2 separate regions of the Homo sapiens genome follow, and region 2 is linked to region 1. A link is a loop called in an ENCODE intact Hi-C map of the cell type or tissue named here. Cell type or tissue: gastrocnemius medialis. All regions are shown on one strand. Each heading gives the region's core, and the rest is flanking DNA. Links, peaks and the distances in the headings are about the cores only. Region 1 overlaps UBXN6 (UBX domain protein 6). Region 2 overlaps PLIN4 (perilipin 4).

Evidence for each region. Hi-C counts contacts between places; a loop is a spot of excess contacts. Peaks named below come from ENCODE experiments on the same cell type or tissue, not always from the same donor. Only the 100,000 strongest peaks of a DNase experiment are listed, where the experiment ranks them.
Region 2: it touches region 1 in a loop (12-fold over the local background); 3 of 110 quality-filtered maps call a loop at or near these places.

What each region holds. Positions count from the first base shown.
Region 1 is chr19:4,446,982-4,452,351 of GRCh38, reverse strand. UBXN6 (UBX domain protein 6) reads left to right here. Exons shown (of 11, transcript NM_025241.3): 5 at 3,937-4,034; 6 at 4,727-4,802. It also overlaps a transcript of CHAF1A not described here. Among named protein-coding and RNA genes, the nearest start is that of MIR4746, 3.7 kb to the right of the region's middle. In gastrocnemius medialis, for the core only: a CTCF peak has its summit at 3,098; DNase peaks (open chromatin) are centred at 2,941 and 3,466; H3K27ac peaks cover 4,038 bases.
Region 2 is chr19:4,510,597-4,515,966 of GRCh38, reverse strand. PLIN4 (perilipin 4) reads left to right here. Exons shown (of 8, transcript NM_001367868.2): 5 at 2,266-5,370. Among named protein-coding and RNA genes, the nearest start is that of PLIN4, 5.2 kb to the left of the region's middle. In gastrocnemius medialis, for the core only: no CTCF peak of the experiment used is centred there; DNase peaks (open chromatin) are centred at 2,532, 3,748, 4,123 and 4,838; H3K27ac peaks cover 4,488 bases.

The DNA.
Region 1 (5,370 bases), core at 68-5,067:
CTGTGTGCTCCTGCCCCAACCTGTAGCTTCCTGTGCCTGAGCCACCCTCCATCGGAAGCCCAGGTGGTACAGATCCCTCCCAGAGTCCCCAGAGGCCACTGCTAGTAGTGAAGCCCCTCCTCTGATACCCCAAATCCAGGCACACCATTGTGTATGCATCTGTATCTCCTCTCTCCCAACTAGGTGTCTTTTTTTTTTTTTTTGAGATGGAGTCTCACTCTGACACCCAGGCTGGAGTGCAGTGGCGCATTCTCGGCTCACTACAACCTCCGCCTCCTGGATTCAAACGATTCTCGTGCCTCAGCCTCTCAAGTAGCTGGGATTACAGGCACCTGCCACCATGCCTGGCTAATTTTTGTATTTTTAGTAGAGATGGGGTTTCACCATGTTGGCCAGGCTGGTCTCGAACTTTTGCCTCAAGTGATCAACCCGCCTCAGCCTCCCAAAGTGCTAGGATTACAGACGTGAGCCACCACGCGTGGCCTGGTTGTTTTTCATAAAAGGTTAAGTATTATTTGCTTCAATACAGAAAGAACTTCCTACAAAATTAGCCAGGCATGGTGGCACATGCCTGTAATCCCAGCTACTCGGGAGGCTGAGGCAAGAGAATTGCTTGAATCCAGGAGGCAGAGGTTGTGGTGAGCCGAGATAGCGCCATTGCACTCCAACCTGGGCAACAAGAGCAAAACTCCATCTCAAAAAATAAAAACGTCCACAGCATTTTTTTCCAATACAGCAAGTCCTCACTTAACACCATCAATAGGTTCTCAGAAACTTCGGCTTTAGCCTGGGCAACATGGCAAAACCCTGTCTCTGCCAAAAACAAAAAAAAATAGCTGGGCATGGTGGCGTGCACCTGCAGTCCCTGCTACTCAGAAGGCTGAGGTGGGAGGATTGCTTCAGCCTGGGAGGTAGAGGCTGCAGTGAGCTGTAATCATGCCACTGCACACCAGCCTGGGTGACAAGTGAGACCCTTTCTCAGAAAATAGTAAGTGGCTGGGCGCGGTGGCTCTTGCCTGTAATTCCAGTGCTTTGGGAGGCTGAGGCAGGTGGATCACCTGAGGTCAGAAGTTCCAAGACCAGCCTGGTCAACATAGTGAAACCCCCTATCTACTAAATATACAAAAATTAGCCAGGCGTGGTGACAGGCGCCTGTAATCCCAGCTACTCAGGAGACTGAGGCAGGAGAATCGCTTGAACCTGGGAGGTGGAGGTTGCAGTGAGCCCAGATCACGCCATTGAGCTCCAGCGTGGACACTGGGTGACAAGAGCGAAACTTCATCTTAAAAACAAAACAAAACAAAATAGTAATAGTTCCATAGACTCTCCAGACTCACACCCACTCCAGCAGTGTGTGCAAAAGCACCCGTGTCCCCATCCTCTCACCATACTGTAAATCACCAAACTTTGATCTTTACGCCTGTTGGTAGGTGAAAATAACATCTCAGGATAGAGTTAATTTGCACTTTCCTTATTTTGGATTGGCCATGTTTCATATGAGAATGCGTCCTTTCTACATTATTTAGTAGATAGTTTGTCTTTTTATTAGTGATTTGTAGGCACTCTTTTTTTTTTTTTTTTTTTTTTTTTTTTGAGACAGAGTCTCGCTCTGTCGCCCAGGCTGGAGTGCAGTGGCGCCATCTCTGCTCACTGCAAGCTCCGCCTACGAGGTTCACACCATTCTCCTGCCTCAGCCTCCCGAGTAGCTGGGACCACAGGCGAACCGCCACCACGCCCAGCTGATTCTTTGTATTTTTAGTAGAGACGGGGTTTCACCATGTTAGCCAGGATGGTCTCGATCTCCTGACCTCGTGATCCGCCCGCCTCGGCCTCCCAAAGTGCTGGGATTACAGGCGGGAGCCACCGTGCCCGGCAGCACTCTTTACATATTAGGCAATTTAGGCTTTTGCCTATGATATGAGTTGCACATGTTTCCCTCTAGTTGCTTCTATGTTGGCTCTGCTTATGGTCACTTTGCTGTGTAGGATTTTTTGATCTCTGTATAATTAAATGTGTCAGTTTTAGTTCATGGCTTTTGGGTTTGGGGTCATTCTTAGAAATGCCTTCCCCATTTCCATGCTGAGAGAATTCTTTTGTGGCCTCTCCAGTGCTTTTTTTTTTTTTTTTTTTGAGACAGAGTCTTGCTGTCACCAGGCTGGAGTGCAGTGGTGCAATCTCAGCTCACTGCAACCTCTGCTTCCCGGGTTCAAGCAATTCACCTGCCTCAGCCTCCCAAGTAGCTGGGACTACAGGTGCACGCCACCACACCCGGGCTAACTTTTGTATTTTAGAGATGAGGTTTCACCATGTTGGCCGGGATGGTCTCGCTCTCCTAATCTCGTGATCCGACCGCCTCGGCCTCCCAAAGTGCTGGGATTCCAGGCATGAGCCACCGTGCCCGGCCTCCAGAGCTTTTCTTCTGGCTTCTCCTTGACTGCTTGCTTGTTTCCATGGTTGAAGCTTTGATCCAGCTGGAGCATGTTATTATGTAACATGGTGGGATGGAGCTGATGTAATTTTTTTTTTAGATCTTGGCTCAGCTTTCTTCTCAGCCCCACCTGTCGAGAGCACCTGTCTTTTGCTTACAGCTGTGAAATCCCACCTTTCTCACAAAGTACATTCCTGTATGGATTTGGACCCCTTCCTGGCTGCTGTTCCTTCGTCCCTTGTCTGTGCATGTACCCAGCTCCTGACCTAAGCCTGGCAGCCAGTCGCCCAAAACGCCCGAGGCCCGCTTTTGGAGCTGACACGCTTCCCTTGGCTGGTGTGCTGTCCCGGGCGCTCTGATCCCAAGGAAGCTGTTGTCTTGGGGACATGCCCATCTGGCAGCTCTGCCTCTCTGCATCCACGTGCTCTGTCCCGCTCCCCACATCATCTCAGCAACTAAACCGGCAGACTGGGCCGGGTCCCAATTTTCAGTTGGCATGAGCCCCGGCTCAGTGTGTAGGTCATTGGTCCGTGTGACGCAGGGGGCTGCTGAGGGACCCTGCTGTGCAGTTGAGGGTGGGGGGTGGTGGGTGGAGCTCTGGGCTGCCTGGGCAGGTGGCCCGAATCCTGACACATGGCCCTGGGCTGCCCTTCTGTTCACCCGCCCTCGTCTGGGCAGCCCAGGGAGGTGCGGGTGGCAGCCCTGCTTCCCAGGCCATGGGTGGCTCTCTGGGTGTGGCCGTGTGTGATGGCTGTGCCGAGCGTGGATTTGTGCCCCAATCTTTTCCAGGTCTTAGGGTACGTACTGTTCTCAGCCTCTCCATGCTGGGACGCTGTTCGCAGTCAGCAGGGCTGGTTCTGGGAAACCCCCAGAGTTCCAGCTATGACTTCTCCCCTCCCCCGGTAACATAGGTGGATAGGTGGGACCTCGGGGAGGGGCAGGGGCTGGGGGTATCCGTCTTCCAGCTATTGAGTTTCAGACATTGAGGGTTGCAGACTCATTTGTGTCCTCTCTGCCACCTGCCATCCCTGTGACCCTGGACGATGGGCCTCTCGGTCTCTTTGTAAACATGAGGCCCGGGAGTGGTTCCAGAACGTCCATCATGGGGCTGCGAGAGCAGGAGGGATGGGGCGTCCATGGTGGCGGGAGGTTCTGTAAGTGGCGGTGGCCTTGATGGATCTCAGCACTGAGGTCGAGTTCTAAAGCCAGAGTGTGAGGCACAGTTCTGTCGCGTCACACTGGCTTCCAAGTCCCATGGATCTAGCCTTGAGAAGGCGGAAGGGGAGACTTGAGTTCTGCTGGGTCTTGGCTGCGTCGCCTCTGCCCTGGGGCGTGGGCAGGGCTGCGGTCTTGGAGGGTCTCTCTTTTCCTTTCTGTGATGAGCGCACAGCTGGGGCCGCTCCAAGCCGCTGTTCTGCCTTCCTTTTCCTGCCCCTGTTACCTGGGCAGCGGAGGGCCGTGCGGCCCGGGCTCTCAGTGAGTGGCTTTCCCTGCTTCCCTCCTCCCAGCACTTCTCCACCGACCCAGTGGCCGCCTCCATCATGAAGATCTACACGTTCAACAAAGACCAGGACCGGGTGAAGCTGGGTGTGGACACCATTGCCAAGTGAGCGTGTGGCCCCTTTGCCCTGCCTGGCCCCTCCAGCTCATCCCAGCACCCCTCCCACTGGGGCTGTCACCCCCTCTGGCCCCCTCATTACCTGCTGAGGTGGGTTGGGAAGGAGCATAGGCCGAGAGTGAGGCAGCTCCACCCAGAGGCCTCAGGCAAAGGGCTGGGCCTCCTTGGGCCTCAGTTTACCCGTGTGCAAAATGAAGGTGTTGAAGGAATCAGGGGTTTCCCACCCTGGCTTCCTTGGGGAACATGTGGAGGAGGCAGGGTCCCACCCCACTCCCCGGGTCTCAGGATCGGGGGCAGGCCTGGAGGTCCACGCTGCCCGCCAACGCCGAGGGAGCACCCCGCAGGAGCCCCCTGCTGGCACTGCGGCCCTTCAGCTCTGGCTCTCCACTCTTCCGGCACTGTGGCTTCCCCACCGCTGTGGTTAATTGTGCCCTTCCAGGGCTGGTGGGACGGTGAGGGGTTCCGTGGGGCTCCTGCTGGCACCAGGGGTGGGCTCCATGGGGTGTCCGAGGTGTGCCTTCCACCCGGAGATGGTCTGCTGCCCTCGCGTCACTGGGCCGCTTCTTCCCTCTGACTAGAGGCCAAGTGTGGCTGAGCTGCTGTTACCTGGAGCAGGAGGCACAGAGGGGCCGGGTGGGCAGCCTGGGCTGTGCCCCACTCACCTTCTCCACCTACCCCAGGTACCTGGACAACATCCACCTGCACCCCGAGGAGGAGAAGTACCGGAAGATCAAGCTGCAGAACAAGGTGTTTCAGGTGGGCGTGCCTTCTGGCCCCCGGGGCCCAGGCTGGGGGTGGGGGCAGCTGGCCTGCAGGAGCCGGTGGTGGCCCACACCAGGCGGTGGGCTCCCTGGAGGAGCTAGCGAGAGTTGAGCCACAAGCAGTGAAGGGTTCGGCCAGTAGAAGGTAGCAGGACAAGATGGAGAGCAAGACTTTTATGCACCGGTCACCCCAAATCAACAAATTCTGCCTCTCCTCACCTGCATCCTTTTCCTCCTCTTCAGCTGGGCTTGTTTGGGAACATGTCGACTCTGGGGAGGTTTCTCATGCAAACCAGATGTCTGGTTCTTCTGGGGGAAAGGGCAGGGACTGGGGTCCTGGGCGGTGTTAGCCTCGCATCAGGCCCCAGCAGTGTCTGGCTCCTCAGCCTCACTCTTCGTGCCTGGTTGTGACTCTTTCCTCTGTGCAGAGCTGTTGGAGACTCCACAGCCCCCACCGTAGAAAAGCAGGTTTGCATCCAGCACTGAGGCACCCCCAGGGCTGGGCCCCATCCAGGGGTCGACAGCTGCTCCCAATAGCGAGAGCCGGGCCCCTGGACTGGGTG
Region 2 (5,370 bases), core at 117-5,116, 64 kb before region 1:
CCAGATGAGGATATTAGCTCAGAGAGGGCATGTGGCTTGCCTAAGGCCACACAGCGAGTGTCGGGAGCAGGAGAGGGTAAAAAGCTGGGACTTGAACCTGGGTCTCTCCAACTACAGGGCCCAAGGTGCCCACCTGAGCCAAAGCTGGGAGATGTGTTCTGAGAATACAATTTCCGGGCTTCTCAACCTCAGTACTGTGGATATTTGGGGTTGGATCATTCTCTGGGGTGGGGCCATCCTGGGCACTGCAGGGTGCCGAGCAGCATCCCTGGTCTCCACCTACTCCATGCCAGGAGCCTCCCCAAGTTGTGACAACTACAGATGTCTCCAGACATCACCCAGTGCCCCCTGGGGGCAGAATCACCCAGTTGAAAACTACTGAATTAAAATAGCACCTTGGCCGGGCACGGTGGTTCACACCTGTAATCCCAACACTTTGGGAGGCTGAGGCAGGCAGATCAGTTGAGCTCAGGAGTTTGAGACCAGCCTGGCCAACATGGTGAAACCTCATCTCTACTAAAAATACAAAAATTAGCTGGGCATGGTGGTGCACGCCTGTAATACCAGCTACTCAGGAGGCTGAGGCAGAAAAATTACTGAACCCAGGAGGCGGAGACTGCAGTGAGCCGAGATCTCGCCACTGCACTCCAGTCTGGGTGACAGAGTGAGACTCTGTTTCAAAAAACAAACAAACAAAAAAAGTAGCACCTCACAGGTACACCCGAGAGTTAGAACTCCTAGGCCATCATCATCTTCATTCATTTTTGTGTTTTTTAATTTTTTTTTATCTTTTGAGACAGTCTCGCTCTGTCACCCAGGCTGGAGGGCAATGGCACGATCTCGGCTCACTGCAATCTCTGCCTCCTGGGTTCAAGCGATTCTCCTGCCTCAGCCTCCAGAGTAGCTGGGATTACAGGTGCCTGCCACCATGCCTGGCTAATTTTTGTATTTTTAGTAGAGACAGGGTTTCGCCATGTTGGTCAGGCTGGTCTCGAACTCTTGACCTCAGGTGATCCACCTGCCTCGGCCTCCCAAAGTGCTGGGATTACAGGCGTGAGCCACCGTGCCCGGCCTGTTTTTTTTTTTAAAGATGGGGTCTCACCGTTGCCCAGGCTGCTCTTAAACTCGTGGGCTCAAGCAATCCTCCTGCCTTAGCCACCCATAGTGCTGGGATTATAGGCATGAGCCACTGTGCCCAGCCTGAATATATTATTATTATTATCATTATCATTATTATTTGAGACAGAGTTTCGCTCTTTCACCCAGGCTGGAGTGCAGTGGCGCGATCTCGGCTCACTGCAAGCTCCGCCTTCCCGGGTTCATGCCATTCTCCTGCCTCAGCCTCCCGAGTAGCTGGGACTACAGGCGCCCACCACCACACCCGGCTAATTTTTTGTATTTTTTTAGTAGAGACAGGGTTTCACTGTGTTAGCCAGGATGGTCTCGATCTCCTGACCTCGTGATCTGCCCGCCTCGGCCTCCCAAAGTGCTGGGATTACAGGCGTATATCATTATTTTTGAGACAGAATCTCATGTTGTTGCCCAGGCTGGAGTACAGTGGTACGATCATATCTCACTATTGCCTCAACCTCCTGGGCTCAAGCAATCCTCCCACCTCAGCCTCCCAAATAGCTGGGACTACAGGTGTGCCCCCCGCCCAGCCAGTTGTTAAAATTTTGTAGAGACTGGGTCTTGTTTGGTTGCCCAGGTTGATCTTAAACTCCTGGGCTCAAGTGATCCTCCCACCTTGGCCTCCCAACATGCTAGGATTGCAGGCATCAGCCATCACACCCAGCCTGGATATAATGATTTTAATAAGCAATTTAGTCTCCCTGGTGTCCCTGGGACGCCAGGCTCAACATTTGCCATGAATGGAGAATAAGCAAGAGGAACAGAAATGTAACTGTAGGACCTGCGTTGAGTCCAGGCCTGGGGACCCTGGCTGAGTCCAAGCCTAGGACATGCTGTCATGGACGAGGCCTGCCTGCAGCCGGGAAAGGGGGTGCGTGAGAATGGAAGAGGCTGGCGCTGTGAGCTCATGAGGACTTCATCCCGGAGAGCCAGGGTGCCACACCACAGCCCGATGAATGTCTGGCTGACCGGGGTCGGGGTGAGGAGGAAGCAGCTTGCTTTTTGAGGAGGTGGGGCCTCTGGGTGCCTGCAGTTCCTTGCCCCAAAGCACACTAGGGGGCTGGGCTGGCAGACATCGGGGTGGAGTACACCTCTCAGTCCTTCTCTTGATCCACCTGTGTCCTTTCTCAGCAGATGGTGTCCGGGGCCAAAGACCTGGTGTGTTCCAAGATGTCCAGGGCCAAGGATGCCGTGTCCTCCGGGGTGGCCAGCGTGGTGGACGTGGCTAAGGGAGTGGTCCAGGGAGGCCTGGACACCACTCGGTCTGCACTTACGGGCACCAAGGAGGTGGTGTCCAGCGGGGTCACAGGGGCCATGGACATGGCTAAGGGGGCCGTCCAAGGGGGTCTGGACACCTCGAAGGCTGTCCTCACCGGCACCAAGGACACGGTGTCCACTGGGCTCACGGGGGCAGTGAATGTGGCCAAAGGGACCGTACAGGCCGGTGTGGACACCACCAAGACTGTGCTGACCGGCACCAAAGACACAGTGACTACTGGGGTCATGGGGGCAGTGAACTTGGCCAAAGGGACTGTCCAGACTGGCGTGGAAACCTCCAAGGCTGTGCTGACCGGCACCAAAGATGCTGTGTCCACTGGGCTCACAGGGGCAGTGAATGTGGCCAGAGGAAGCATTCAGACCGGTGTGGACACCAGTAAGACTGTCCTAACAGGTACCAAGGACACCGTCTGTAGTGGGGTGACTGGTGCCATGAATGTGGCCAAAGGAACCATCCAGACCGGCGTGGACACCAGTAAGACTGTCCTAACAGGTACCAAGGACACCGTCTGTAGTGGGGTGACTGGTGCCATGAATGTGGCCAAAGGAACCATCCAGACCGGCGTGGACACCAGTAAGACTGTCCTAACAGGTACCAAGGACACCGTCTGTAGTGGGGTGACTGGTGCCATGAATGTGGCCAAAGGAACCATCCAGACCGGCGTGGACACCACCAAGACTGTCCTAACTGGCACCAAGAACACTGTCTGCAGTGGGGTGACCGGTGCCGTGAACTTGGCCAAAGAGGCCATCCAGGGGGGCCTGGATACCACCAAGTCTATGGTCATGGGTACGAAAGACACGATGTCCACTGGGCTCACAGGGGCAGCGAATGTGGCCAAGGGGGCCATGCAAACTGGGCTGAACACAACCCAAAATATCGCAACAGGTACAAAGGACACCGTCTGCAGTGGGGTGACTGGTGCCATGAATTTGGCCAGAGGAACCATCCAGACAGGCGTGGACACCACCAAGATCGTTCTAACTGGTACCAAGGACACTGTCTGCAGTGGGGTCACCGGTGCTGCGAATGTGGCCAAAGGGGCCGTCCAGGGCGGCCTGGACACTACAAAGTCTGTCCTGACTGGCACTAAAGATGCTGTGTCCACTGGGCTCACAGGGGCTGTGAACGTGGCCAAAGGGACCGTCCAGACCGGCGTAGACACCACCAAGACTGTCCTAACCGGCACCAAGGACACCGTCTGCAGTGGGGTGACCAGTGCTGTGAACGTGGCCAAAGGGGCCGTCCAGGGGGGCCTGGACACCACCAAGTCTGTGGTCATAGGTACAAAAGACACGATGTCCACTGGGCTCACGGGGGCAGCGAATGTGGCCAAGGGGGCTGTCCAGACAGGTGTAGACACAGCCAAGACCGTGCTGACCGGCACCAAGGACACAGTGACTACTGGGCTCGTGGGGGCAGTGAATGTCGCCAAAGGGACCGTCCAGACAGGCATGGACACCACCAAAACTGTCCTAACCGGTACCAAGGACACCATCTACAGTGGGGTCACCAGTGCCGTGAACGTGGCCAAGGGGGCTGTGCAAACTGGGCTGAAAACGACCCAAAATATCGCGACAGGTACAAAGAACACCTTTGGCAGTGGGGTGACCAGTGCTGTGAATGTGGCCAAAGGGGCTGCCCAGACAGGTGTAGACACGGCCAAGACCGTGCTGACCGGCACCAAGGACACAGTCACTACTGGGCTCATGGGGGCAGTGAATGTCGCCAAAGGGACTGTCCAGACCAGTGTGGACACCACCAAGACTGTCCTAACTGGTACCAAGGACACCGTCTGCAGTGGGGTGACCGGTGCTGCGAATGTGGCCAAAGGGGCCATCCAAGGGGGCCTGGACACTACAAAGTCTGTCCTGACTGGCACTAAAGATGCTGTGTCCACTGGGCTCACAGGGGCTGTGAAGTTGGCCAAAGGGACTGTCCAGACCGGCATGGACACCACCAAGACTGTGTTAACTGGTACCAAGGATGCTGTGTGCAGTGGGGTGACCGGTGCTGCGAATGTGGCCAAGGGGGCCGTCCAGATGGGTGTAGACACGGCCAAGACCGTGCTGACCGGTACCAAGGACACTGTCTGCAGTGGGGTCACCGGTGCTGCGAACGTGGCCAAGGGTGCTGTGCAAACTGGGCTGAAAACGACCCAAAATATCGCAACAGGTACAAAGAACACCCTTGGCAGTGGGGTGACCGGTGCTGCGAAAGTGGCCAAAGGGGCCGTCCAGGGGGGCCTGGACACTACAAAGTCTGTCCTGACTGGCACTAAAGATGCCGTGTCCACTGGGCTCACAGGGGCTGTGAACTTGGCCAAAGGGACTGTCCAGACCGGCGTGGACACCAGCAAGACTGTCCTGACCGGTACCAAGGACACCGTCTGCAGTGGAGTCACTGGTGCCGTAAATGTGGCCAAAGGGACCGTCCAGACAGGTGTGGACACAGCCAAGACGGTGCTGAGTGGCGCTAAGGATGCAGTGACTACTGGAGTCACGGGGGCAGTGAATGTGGCCAAAGGAACCGTGCAGACCGGCGTGGACGCCTCCAAGGCTGTGCTTATGGGTACCAAGGACACTGTCTTCAGTGGGGTTACCGGTGCCATGAGCATGGCCAAAGGGGCCGTCCAGGGGGGCCTGGACACCACCAAGACAGTGCTGACCGGAACCAAAGACGCAGTGTCCGCTGGGCTCATGGGGTCAGGGAACGTGGCGACAGGGGCCACCCACACTGGCCTCAGCACCTTCCAGAACTGGTTACCTAGTACCCCCGCCACCTCCTGGGGTGGACTCACCAGTTCCAGGACCACAGACAATGGTGGGGAGCAGACTGCCCTGAGCCCCCAAGAGGCCCCGTTCTCTGGCATCTCCACGCCCCCGGATGTGCTCAGTGTAGGCCCGGAGCCTGCCTGGGAAGCCGCAGCCACTACCAAGGGCCTTGCGACTGACGTGGCG